Linked DNA regions of Homo sapiens: region 1 is linked to region 2. The links are chromatin contacts, found by Hi-C or POLR2A ChIA-PET in ENCODE. All regions are on one chromosome and are shown on one strand. The core of a region is the stretch at or near the end of the contact, and the rest is flanking DNA. Distances in the headings are between cores, read along the strand shown. Region 1 has its middle 380 kb from the start of AMELY. Region 2 has its middle 380 kb from the start of TTTY16.

Region 1 (6,474 bases), core at 392-2,891, 37 kb before region 2:
CATAGGCAGAGCGGCCTCGAGGGCTGCTGGTTGCCCATTTTTATGGCTATTTCTTGATTATATGGTAAATGAAAGGTGAATTATTCATGCCTCCCCTTTTTAGACCAAATAGGGTAACTTCCTGATGTTGCCGTGGCATTTGTAAACTGTCATGGCGCTGGTGGGAGTATAGCTGTGAGGACAACCAGAGGTCACTCTTGTCGGCGTCTTGGTTTGGGTGGGATTTGGCCAGCTTCTTTACCGCAACCTGTTTTATCAGCAAGCTCTTTATGACCGGCATCTTGTGCTGAACTCCTATCTCATCCCGTGACTTAGAATGCCTTAACCATCTGGGCACACAGCCCAGCAGGCTTCAGCCTCATGTTAACCAACACCTCTTCAAGATGGAGTTGCTCTGGTTCAGATGCCACTGACAGAGCTAGCTTATAGTTGGGACAATGTCATAGGGAATTATTCTTAAAAGATTGCAAAATCCAGCTTGGATGAGATTCCAGAAATCAAAAGGGTGTTGAGAAAGCAACTTGTCTAGAATTTCCTCTTCATGGGCTGTTGATTCTGTTCGCAATCACACCTTAAGAAAAAAATAGGCCAGGCACGGTGGCTTGTGCCTGTAATCCCAGCACTTTGGGAGGCTGAGGCAGGAGTTAGAGACTAGCCTGGCCAACATGGTGAAACCCGTCTCTACTAAGAAAATACAAAAATCAGCCAGGCATGGTGGTGCGTGCCTGTAATCCCAGCTACTTGGGAGGCTGAGGTGAGAGAATTGCTTCAATCTGGGAGGCAGAGGTTGCAGTGAGCTGAGATTGTGCCACTGCACTCCAGTCTGGGTGGACAGAGCAACACTCCTTCTTAACAACAACAACAACAACAACAACAACAACAAAATAATAAAAATAGAAGAGAAAATAAGTGACACATAGTGGCTCATGCCTATAATCCCAGGGCTTTGGGAGGTCAAAGAAGGAGAATCATTTGAGGCTAGTGGTTCTAGAGTAGCCTATACAACATAGTGAGACCTTGTCTTTACAAAAATAGAAAAAAGTTAGCCATGTGTATGGTGGGTCTCATACCTATAGTCCTAGCAATTCAGGAGGCTGAGGCAGGAGGACCACTTAAACCTAGGAGTTGGAGGCTACAGTGAGCTATGATGGCGCCACTGCACTCCAGCCTTAGCAAAAGAGCACGATTCTGAAACGAAAGAAAAAAAGAAACGGACATAAAATATAAAAAGAAAGAAAACAGAAAAAAAAATATATTTATATAGAAAGAAATCTGTAATGATGCAAAACATTCCGTGGACACGAATAGAATAGTTGTTATGCGTGATTTTGTTTATTAAAGCTTTTTTTAGTTCATCCGTAAAGTTTAGTGTTTTCTTTTGAGAACAAATTCTGTCTTGTCAACTTCATTGATTTTCAGGCTGGGCGTGGTCTCTCGACACTTGTAATTCCAGCACTTTGGGAGGTCGAGGTGGGAGGAGGGCTTGAGACCAGGGGTTCGAGACTAGCCTTGGCAACATGGTGAAACCCTATCTTTACAAAAAAAAAATAAACAAATAACAATTAGCCGGGCATGGTGGCACATGGCTGCAGTCCCAGCAACCTGGGAGGCTGCTGTGGGAGGATCACTTGAGTCTGGGAGGTTGAGGCTGAAGTGAGCTATGATTGCGCCATTGCACTCCAGCCTTGGTGACAGAGTGAAACCATGAAAGAAAAGAAAGAAAAGCAAAAAAGAAAAGAGAAAGGAAGGAGAAAAAGAAAAAAGAAGAAAAAAGTAAAAGAAAATAATATATAGAAAAAGTCAGTAATGTCTCAAAATATTCCCTACACAGTTGAATAGAAATTGTTGTTGGATGTGATTTTATCTGTTAAGGCTTTTGTTTAGTTCATTGTTAAACAGTTCAGTATTTTATTTTGAGCACAGATTCCGGTTTATCAGTTGCACTAATCTTTGCAAAGAAACTACTTTGGGTTTCTTTAATGTTTCTGTGTTGACTTCCTGTTTTCAGTTTCATTGCAGTTTGCTCTGGTTTTTCTTTTGTTTTTCTCCACTCATTTTAGGTTTCTGGAATTTTCCTGAAGCATTGCATGCTGATACAGATTCTGAGCTGGTGCTTTGACTGTCACAAGCCAGAGGGTCCTAGAAGAAGTAGAATCATAACTGAGGAAAACTTAGGAAACCCCATCCGTTCTGCCTTTCAAAGGTCTTCAGGGCAGCGCCACGTTTCACCACCTGATTTTGGTGTTTCACAGTCTGATGTGTTCATAGCTTTTGACTATTAAACTGATTGAGCTCTGCGTTTTTTAAATTTCTGTTACCCTGCTGGTGCTGTTTGAGCTCCAGCTTCCTCCTCTGTGTAATCAGTATCCCTAGTTGCCTCTTTACCCAAAAAGCCACAGAAATAAGTGCAGAGAAAACAGGTTAGCTGCCACCTGCGACAGAAGCGTGTCCTTAAATGTGTCCCTGGTCTCCTGGCCACATCACTCCAGTCTCTGCCTCTGTCTCCAAATGGGGCCTTCTCTTCTGTGTCTCTGTCTCGTCTTCTGTGTCTTTATTTTATTTATTTATTTGAGATGGCGTTTCAATCTTTTGCCCAGGCTGGAGTACAGCGGTGTCATCTCGACTCACTGCACCATCCACCTCCTGGGTTCAAGTGATTCTCCTGCTTCATCCTCCTGAGTAGCTGGGATTATAGGCACCTGCCACCACCCCTGGCTTATTTTTTCCATTTTTAGTAGAGACAGGATTTCACCATGTTGCCCAGGCTGGTCTCAAACTCCTGTCCTCCAGGTGATCCACATGGCTCGACCTCGCAAAGTGCTGGGATTACAGGCATAAGCCACTGTGCCTGGCCATTTTTTATTCATTCTCTTTTGTCTCTTAGAAGGACACTCGTTGTTGGATTTGGGTCCCACCCTAAATCCAGGATGGCCTCATCTGGAGATTGTTTACTTAATAGAAACTACAATGACCCTATTTTCGAATAAGGCTCTATTCACAGGTACCAGGGGTTAGGATGTGGACATATTTTTGGGGGGCACCATTCAACCTAATCCACCCCTCAACCTCAGTACGTCCACTGCGTTCAACATGAACTGTGTCTCCTTCTTTCCCCAAACAGAACAACTTAAGAGATCCTGTGCACCTGTACACCTTGCGTAGGTCATCAGCACTCACTGCTTATATGCCTAAGTTCTAAGCTGTGATCATCTCCACCCTCCCTCTTGCAGCCCAGTTGAGCCCATTCTCTGCCCAAGCACCTTATAAACAGGCCATTAACCCTCCATCTCCATATGTTTCACGCCCTTATTTCATACATTATAGTATTTAATGTTCTTTTACTGATTTTTCGCAGGGTGGAAAATGTCAAGGAAAGGAACTGAGTTTGACAGTTTTAAATTCATACATTCTGCTGTCAACATTACTTTGAAACAATTATTTAATGCAGTGCATCGGTTTCATTTAACATAAACCTATGTAGATGAAATATTTTGATAGTCACATTTTAAAAGGTGAGAAAGTTATATAGTGAAATGCATCTCTGTTTTTGTGCCTCACCTGTGCAGAATTTGCCCTCTCCTCCCACCCAGGTGACCATATTAATGTGTCTTGTATATTTCTCCAAAGCCCTTTCTACATATGGAAGCAAGTATCACTTATGGAGAAGGGCCTCACTTTTTTTTTTTTTTAAACAGGTGGGGTTCCCTGTTGTCCAGGCTGGAGTGCAGTGGTACTATCATAACTCACTGCAGCCTCCAACTCCCGGGCTCAAGCAGTTCTCCCATCTCTGCCTCATGAGTAGCTGGGACTACAGATGCATACCACCACACCCTGCTCATTTAAAAATTTTTTTTGTGCAGATGATGTCTGGCTATGTTGCCCAACCTAGTCTTGACCTCCTGGGCTCAAGTGATTCTTCTGCCTTAGCCTTCTAAAGTGCTGGGATTACAGGCATGAGCCACTGCTCCCAGTCTCCACCCATCTGTAGGTGTGGTACAAGAGCATGTTCCCTCCCAAGCTAATGTGGCATGTACTGGCCTCCCAGGCTGTAGACAAGATGGATGGGGGCTGTGCCCACTTCTTGAGTTACCTTTTTTTTTTTTTTTGGAGGCAGAGTCTCACTGTGTTGCCCAGGCTGGAATGCAGTGGTGCAATCTTGGCCTATTGCAGTCTCCATCTCCTAGCTTTAAGCAATTCTCCCACCTCAGCCTCCTCAGTAGCTGGGATTACAGGTGCCTGGCACCATGTGCAGCTAATTGTTGTATTTTTCATAGAGACGGGGTTACACCATGTTGGCTGGGCTGGTCTCAAACTCCTGGCCTCAAATGATCCTCCCGCCTCGGCCTCCCAAAGTGCTGAGACTGCAGGTGTGAGCCAGGGCACCCAGCTGGGTTGTAACTTTTTTTTTTTTTTTTGAGACGGAATTTTGCTTTTGTTGCCCAGGCTGAAGTGCAGTAGTGTGATCTTGGCTCACTGCAACCTGTGCCTCCCGGGTTCAAGCGATTCTCCTGCCTTGGCCTCCTGAGTAGCTGGGATTACAGGCATGCACCACCATACCCGACTAATTTTGTATTTTTAGTAGAAATGGGGTTTCTCCATGTTGGTCAGGCTTGTTTCTAACTCCCGACCTCAGGTGATCCACCCCTCTTGGCCTCCCAAAGTGTTGGGATTGCAAGCGTGAGTCAGTGCACCTGGCCGGTTTTACATTTTTTGAAGTGCATTTTCCACATGGCCACCTCTCTTGGAGTGCCTGTGAGGAACACAATGCTGTCCTTCTTGATGTCTCTGCAGGGCCACTGCGACGCTGTCTTCTTGCAAAGATTTCTGTCCATGATGTCTCAACATTGAATGTTTGGGTTTTTTTCTCTTGCATTTTAGGGAGAATTGGGGCTCATCCATCCTCACCTTCTCTCTCCCATTGAATTGGTGCATCCTGTTTTGTTAGCACCTGGAATGCCCATGTTCAAGGTTCTTTAAGCACCTCAGTTTAAGGAAAGAAATGCAGAATTTTGTTTTTGTTTTTTTTTTTTTTGAGACGGAGTCTTGGTCTGTTGCCCAGGCTGGAGAGTACGCAGTGGCGCAGTCTTGGCTCACTGCAAGCTCTGCCTCCCGGGTTCATGCCTTTCTTCTGCCTCAGCCTCCTGAGTAGCTGGGACTACAGGCACCCGCCACCACATCTGGCTATTTTTTTGGATTTTTAGTAGAGACGGGGTTTTGCCATTTTAGCCAGGATGATCTCGATCTCCTGACCTCGTGATTCCCCTGCCTCAGCCTCCCAAAGTGCTGGGATTACAGGTGTGAGCCACTGTGCCCGGCTGAGGCTTAGGAATTCTTATAGTTGACTGACATTTACAATTTATTAAGGAACTTACTTTTTAAGTGTATAATCCTCAAAACATCTTTAAAAAAATGGTGATTTTTTTGTTATCCAAGTTACTTTGACATCAGCCATTTGCTGACCCACCACATAATTTCTCATTATGTTACCTTATTACTGGCTGAGTTAATATGCTTACTAGGGACCTGTATATGACTTTTCCAATTAAAAGTAAGTTAAGTCTGGGCGCAATCGCTCACGCCTGTAATCTCAGCACTTTGGGAGGCTGAGGTGGGAGGATCACTTGAGCCCAGGAATTTGAGACCATCCTGGGCAACAAAGAGATCTCAAAAACAAAATTAGCCAAACATGGTGTTGCATGCCTGTAGCATCAGCTGCTTGGGAGGCTGAGGCGGGCTGATGGGTTGAGCCCAGCAGTTTATGCTGCAGTAAGCTGAGATTGCATCACTGTGCTCTAGCCTGTGGGACAGAGTAAGACCTGTCTCTAAAAAAATTAATTAATTAATTAATTAAAAATAAATAAATAAAAGTAAGTCCAAATGGAGATGGTTGGTGGTGTTGGTGGGAATGGATGACATTATGAATGTATTTAACACCACTAATCTGTACACTTAAAAATTGTTAAGATGGTAAATTTTATGTTGTGCATAGCTTACCATAATTAACAAATAATAGATTTAAAACAAACAAAGTAAGTATATTCAGTGCCAGGTGTAGTGGCTCACACTTGCAATCTTAGCACTTTGGGGCATTGAGGTGGGAGGATTGCCTAAAGCCAGGAGTTCAAGACCAGCCTGGGCAACAGAGTGAGACCCCATCTTAAAAAAAAAACAAAAACCAAAAGAAGAAAACATTCACTTTCTTTCTGGATCATAAGTAGAGACCCAGACCTGCCTATGTGTCTTCAATGGACATCTTAAGACTTATGTTTTGGACATATCAGACTTTTGGAATAAAGGAGCTGAGTTGGGAGTGCAAACTCCTCTTCTTGTCCATTGCTCTGTGGCAGGAGATTTTGCTCTCAGCCCCCACTTACTGGTGTGAGATCCTTGATTCTGGAAGGTGAGCTGTGCTGTTCAGCCCACAGGTCCTCATGAATGTCTATATTCAGTGCCACGCAGAATAAGAAGAAACAC
Region 2 (6,060 bases), core at 3,472-5,971:
TGAAACATAACAGTATGTGTCCTGGTCATGGTTAAGATTGTCTTTTATGCTTCCGATTCTTCTGGGTGCCGTCTGCTGGTGGCCCTCTCATGTGCTAATGGAAACATGGGCATGCTGGTGTCTTCTAGGTCCTCTCCAAAAACAAAGCCCAGGTTAGGCACAGTGTCTCACGTCTGTAATCCCAGCATTTTCGGAGGACGAGGTGGGAGGATCACTTCAGCCCTGGAGTTCAAGACCAGTGTGGGCAACACAGTGAGATCCTGTCTGTACAAATAATAATAATAATGATGATAATAATAATAATAATAATAATAAAATAAGCCAGGCGTGGTGACATGCACCTGTAGTCCTAGTTGGGAGGCTGAGGTAGGAGAATTGCTTGAGCCCAGGAGGTTGAGGCTGCATGAGCCATGATTGTACCATTGCACTTCAGCCTAGTGGATAGAGTAAGAACCTGTTCCCAAACACCCCAAACAAACAAAATCCCAAAACCCTTAGTTCCACATCTTGCATCATTTCCCCCACCTCTTCTTTAGGAGCAAACCTTTCATTATCCATGCATATCTCTCCAAACTGTATTTATATTTGTGCTGAGATGTTGAATGCACAAGACGTACCTCAGTATCTTTTGTTCCCTACTTTCATCTCTACCCCTCCCTCTTCCTTGATCTCTCATTGCTGTGTTTTCTTCCACTGATCAACACCTTTGTAAGGAGAAGGCACCTTGGGCAAGCTACCACAAGCAAGTAATTAGGAATACCTCATTTGGGGCTTTTTAAAAGGGCTTTTTCCCAGTAGGTTTGGGATGCAGTCTGCAAGTTTATTGTTGATTCCCAGGCTTTTAATGATAGTTCCAGGTTACTGAATTGGGTGTGATCTCTGAAGATCTATGTGTTGTTGGTTAGTAGGTTAGGGCTGCCATAACAAAGTAGCATAGATTGGGTGGATTAAACAACATTGATTTATTTTTTTACCATTCTTAAAGCTAGAATTTTGAGAAGAATATGTTAGCAGGGCTGGTGCCTCTTGAGGCACCTTGGCTTGTAGATGCCATCTTCTCCCTGTGTCCTTACATGGTTGTCCTTCTGTGTGTGTCTGTGTCCTCATCCTCTCCTCTTAGAAGGACTCCAGTCCTGTTGGGCTGGGGCGCATTCTACCACCACATTTTATCTTAATCACCTCTTTACATGCCCTGTCTCCAAATACAGTCATATTCTGAGGTCTTGAGAGTCTGGTCTTCTACATATGGATATTGGGAGGATGCAGTTCAGTCCATAGCGCACTGTTAGCTGGTGTATTACAAGATGTTGATATTTACTCTCCATTTATTCCATGACAATGAGACCTTTACCCATTTCCCAGGATACACATATCTTAACATCTGCTGTTGTCTAAATGCATCCCTCAAATTCATATGTTGAGACAGTAACCCCCAAAGCTATGGAATTAAAAGATGGAGCATTGGGGGAAGCAATTAAATTGTGAGGGTGAAGCCGTTGAACAGGACCAGTGCCCTTGGTGAAGGGGCCTGAGGGAGCCTGTTTCTCCTTGGTCTGTGGGAGGACAGTGTGAGAAGGGCCCTTCCCTCAGGAATGGGCCCTTACCATGCAGTTCATTAGTGGGAAGTCCAGAGACTTCCAGCCTCTGGAACTGAGAATAGTACATTTTTCTTGTTTGTAAGACCCTCTAGTATATGGTATTTTTGTGATAGCAGCCAGAATGGACTAAGACAACATCTATGTAACATCTATGGAACTTGTACTTTAATATCCATCTACATGCTTATCCCAATATCTGATTATACACCTCTTAACATCTACACACGTCTTAGCATCTTACCTATACTGATGAATTATACCTGTCTATATGTAGACCTCAGCACCTGTCTATACCCAGAGTCACATCTACACACACACGTATCCTAACATCTGTCTGTATGCACACCTTAGCATCTGTCTATCACATATATTAGCATCTATGGACCTTGAGAACTTGTCTGGAGGTTCTAGCAGGGGAATGCAGCTATTCGTATACCCTTGACTGAAGACCAGTCCTCCTCTATTGGGGTTGGTCATCCTCTTTGACCGAACACGCAGCTTTGGGAGGGACGCATATGGAGCGGTGAGGAGGAAGGGGACAACTGCCTAGCCAGTCAGATCAGCTGAATCAACCCTGGTGATCAATGGCAGGCAGATGTTGCAGCCAGATTGCCCTCACATCCATATATTAGCATCTGTCTACATCCATATCCTAATATGTGTCTACACTCACAGAGCAACACCAGTCTACATCCATCTACACCCATATCCTAACATCTCTTTATACTTCTATGTTAATATCTATCTACATTCATATTCTAACATCGGTCTTTATGTGTATATTAACGTATGTCTACACCTATATCCTAGCATCCATATTATAACATTGTTCTCTACCTATGTGTTAACATCTCTCTTCACCCATATTCTAACATTTATATCTATCCATATTTTTTGTAATGCCTGTCTACATCTATATCTTAACATCTATCTCTACCTATATATTAACATCTGTCTACACCTATATTCTAACATTTATCTATATCTGTATTCTAATATTTGTCTACATCCATATATAACGTCTGTCTACAGCCATGTCCTAACACCTACAGCCATATATTAACATCTGTCTAAACCCATATCCTAACATCCATCTACACCCATATAGTAATGTAGTAGCATCCATCTATACCCATATCCTAACATCTCTTTGTACCTACATATTAACCCCTTCTGCACTTGTATCGTAACATTTATCTATATCCGTGTTGTAGTATCTGTCTGCACCCATATATTAATCTGTCTACACCTATATCCTAACACCTATCTATAACTACATGTTAACATCCATATATATCTGTATACTAACATATATCTATATCCACATTCTATACCATATTATAACACTGTGTAAACCCATATATTAGCCCCCATCTGCACCCGTATACTAACCTCTGTCTCTCAGCAGATTGTAACATTTATATGTACATGCATTCTAACACCTATCTATACCCATATATTAATATCTGTCTTTACCCATGTGCTCATACCTATGTGCTCCATGTCCCAATATCTGTACCTAGCTATTACTGTGTGTCTGTCCACACATTTTGTCATCTAGCTGAGTCTCTACCCCAACATCTAGCATACGGCATATCCCTTTCCCTCCTGTGGCGGGGCCCTGAGCGTGTGCTGATGCCTAGCTGATGGTGTACCCCTGCCCTGCCTTGGCGGGGCCCTGTGTCTGTGCTGACACCTAGCTGACAGCATAACCCCTGCCCTGCCCTGGCAGGGCCCTGAGTGTGTACTGACACCTAGGTCATGGCATATCCCCTCCCCTCCTGTGGCGGGGCTGTGAGCATGTGCTGACACCTAGCTGACGGTGTACCCCCTGCCCTGCCCTGGGAGGGCCCTGAGCGTGTGCTGACACCTAGCTGACGGCGTACCCCCTGCCCTGCCCTGGCGGGGCCCTGAGCGTATGCTGTCCCTGCAGGTTCTGGACGTGGCATGAGGAGCGCTTCCTCTACATGCTCATGGAGTATGTGCCGGGTGGCGAGCTCTTCAGCTACCTGCGCAACCGGGGGCACTTCTCCAGCACCACGGGGCTCTTCTACTCTGCGGAGATCATCTGTGCCATTGAGTACCTGCACTCCAAGGAGATCGTCTACAGGGATTTGAAGCCGGAGAACATCCTGCTGGATAGGGATGGTCACATCAAGCTCACGGACTTTGGGTTTGCCAAGAAGCTGGTAGACAGGTAAGAGGAACGTGAACTCCGATGGAATCTACACTGCTTGGCAATGAGAAAGGTGGTGGTAGTTGTGGCAGGTCAGGCAGGGAAAGATTGGGAACCAGAGTTTAACTCTCATGTGTGGGAGACACTTGCAATCAGGGATGAGAGAGCCAGGTTGACCCACAGCTCATTTTAGGTGGGCTGCGATTGCTGGCAACTTCAATGGAAGTGGAGGGTATTATCGTTAAGTGAAGTAACTCAGAAATGGAAAACCAAATAGGATGTGTTGTCACTTATAGGTGGGAGGTAAGCTATGGGTGTGCAGGGCATACAGAGGAGTGTAACAGACACTGGAGACTCAGAAGTGGGGAGGGTGGGAGGAGCCAGTTACAGAGGTAATTTCCTGATTACAGATTCAGGAGGCAATTGTATCTGTGTGGTTTTTTTTTTTTTTTTTAAACAGACAGTCTGGGAACCCTCAGTGTTAAAATTATTCTTACATTTCCCCTGACAAAAATGACGACAACTATCTATACTCTCCTACTCCGAAGTTTCCATTAATTACTGTTTTACTGCCTCAAAATGATACCTTGAGGGATGAGGTGTGGAGTTTTGGTGAAGTGTTGAAATTGGCAGGAAAAACCTGTTACTGCCAAATTTGGTGACAGTGACTTCATTTTACTGTGTCAGAATAATGACATGAAGAGTGAATTTGAGTAAGGTATGTAAACTACCATGAAAGACCGAAGACAGATGTAGTGAGAAATGAGATGTGACCAAAAGCAAGACAGGTTGGGCGTGATGATTCCAGCATTTTGGGAGGCCAAGGCAGGAGGATCGCTTGATCCCAGGAGTTCAAGACCAGCTTGGGTAACATAGCAAGACTCCCTCTCTACAAAAAATGAGCCAGATACAACTATAGTCCTAGCTATTTGGGAGGCTGAGGTGGCAGGATAATTTGAGCCTCGCAGGTTGAGGCTGTGGTGAGCTGTGATTGCACCACTGCTCTCCAGCCTGGGTGACAGAGTGAGGCTCCGTCTCAAAAAAAAAAAAAAAAAGCAAGATGTGTTCCTGTCAAGATTTTGACACCATCCTCATTAATTAAAGAGGTTGATAAAAGCAAAAAAAAAAAAAAAAGAGAAATGTTATTTTTATTATATATAATTTTACATTATTTTTCCTGCTATATTATGAAATAAAAAGCTTTTTATACTTTTCTATGACAACCACGAGGGGAAAAAAATGGACTTTGTGTATATTGTAAGCTTACCAGTCAGAAATTGCCACATTGTAGCCGTGTGTTTGTGTGTGTGTCTGTGTGTGTGTGTGTGTGTGTGTGTGTGTGTGTGACTATACCTTATTTTTGTTTTCTTGGAATCAGTTTTTTATTTTGAAACTGAGTCTCGTTGTGTTGCCTAGGCTGAAGTTCAGTGCAGTGAGCTCACTGCAACTTCCCCCTGGGGCGTTTAGGTGATTCTCCTGCCTCAGTCTCCTGAGTATCTGGGATTACAGGCGCCCGCAACCGCGCCGGGCTAATTTTTGTATTTTTAGTAGCGATGTGGTTTCTCCATGTTGGCCAAGCTGCTCTTGAAGTCCTGACCTCAGGTTATCTGCCCACCTTGGTCACCCAAAGTGCTAGGATTACAGGCGTGTAAACATGCTGCAGGCATCCTCAGTATTAGGTCTGTTTTGCAGTTACCCAACACAATTTTTCAGGGTACCTCCTCTTTATATCTGAACAAGTTGTTTGTAATTCTGAACATTTACATCCTTCCAAAGACGCTGTGGTTGGAAAATTGATCTCAACTCTGAACTGTGCTATTATACTATACTGCAGTGAAATACTATATACTTAGTTTCTTTTTTTTTTTTTTTTCCAAGACAGGGTCTCATCCTGTCACCCAAGCTGAAGTGCCGTTGCACAATCTTGTCTCACTACAGCCTCAAACTCCTCGGCTCAAGTGATCCTCCCTCCTCAGCCTCTGAAGTAGCTGGGACTACAGGCATGTGCCACCATACCAGGCTAATTTTTTTATTTTTAATTTTAGAGATGTGATCTCACTTTATTGCTCAGGCTGGTCTTGAACTCTTGGCCCCAAGATATCGTCCCACCTCAGCTTCCCAAAGCACTGGAATTAGAAGCATGTGCCACTGTGCCTGGCCAATTCTATTTTTGAATTTAACATTTTTAGCACCAGACAGTTGTTAAATCAGTATCATTTTATTATTTGTTTATTTATTTAGATGGAGTCTCACTCTGTCGCCCAGGCTGGAGTGCAGTGGTGCGAT

Evidence for each region. Hi-C counts contacts between places; a loop is a spot of excess contacts on that map. ChIA-PET counts read pairs that join two places held with the same protein, here RNA polymerase II (POLR2A). Pooled maps may share reads with other maps.
Region 1: a loop to region 2 is called in a map of naive thymus-derived CD4-positive, alpha-beta T cell, with 2.7 times the contacts of the local background. The contact joins two enhancer-like sites. A Hi-C loop is called at or near these places in 4 of 168 maps with a recorded cell type or tissue (CD4-positive, alpha-beta memory T cell, CD8-positive, alpha-beta T cell and naive thymus-derived CD4-positive, alpha-beta T cell), 1 of 37 single-sample maps with no recorded cell type and 5 of 50 pooled maps. POLR2A ChIA-PET finds 5 or more read pairs at or near these places in 6 of 52 experiments (CD4-positive, alpha-beta memory T cell, activated CD4-positive, alpha-beta T cell, activated T-cell and 1 more).

The regions. Positions count from the first base shown.
Region 1 is chrY:7,288,455-7,294,928 of GRCh38, forward strand. It overlaps the pseudogene PRKY. Among named protein-coding and RNA genes, the nearest start is that of AMELY, 380 kb to the left of the region's middle. Within about 2 kb of position 1,642, at least 3 of the 41 ENCODE cell types and tissues checked have a DNase peak (open chromatin) inside an H3K27ac peak, as active enhancers do; they include CD8-positive, alpha-beta T cell, where a contact is called at or near this core.
Region 2 is chrY:7,322,375-7,328,434 of GRCh38, forward strand. It overlaps the pseudogene PRKY and the pseudogene RN7SKP282. Among named protein-coding and RNA genes, the nearest start is that of TTTY16, 380 kb to the right of the region's middle. Within about 2 kb of position 4,722, at least 3 of the 41 ENCODE cell types and tissues checked have a DNase peak (open chromatin) inside an H3K27ac peak, as active enhancers do; they include CD8-positive, alpha-beta T cell, where a contact is called at or near this core.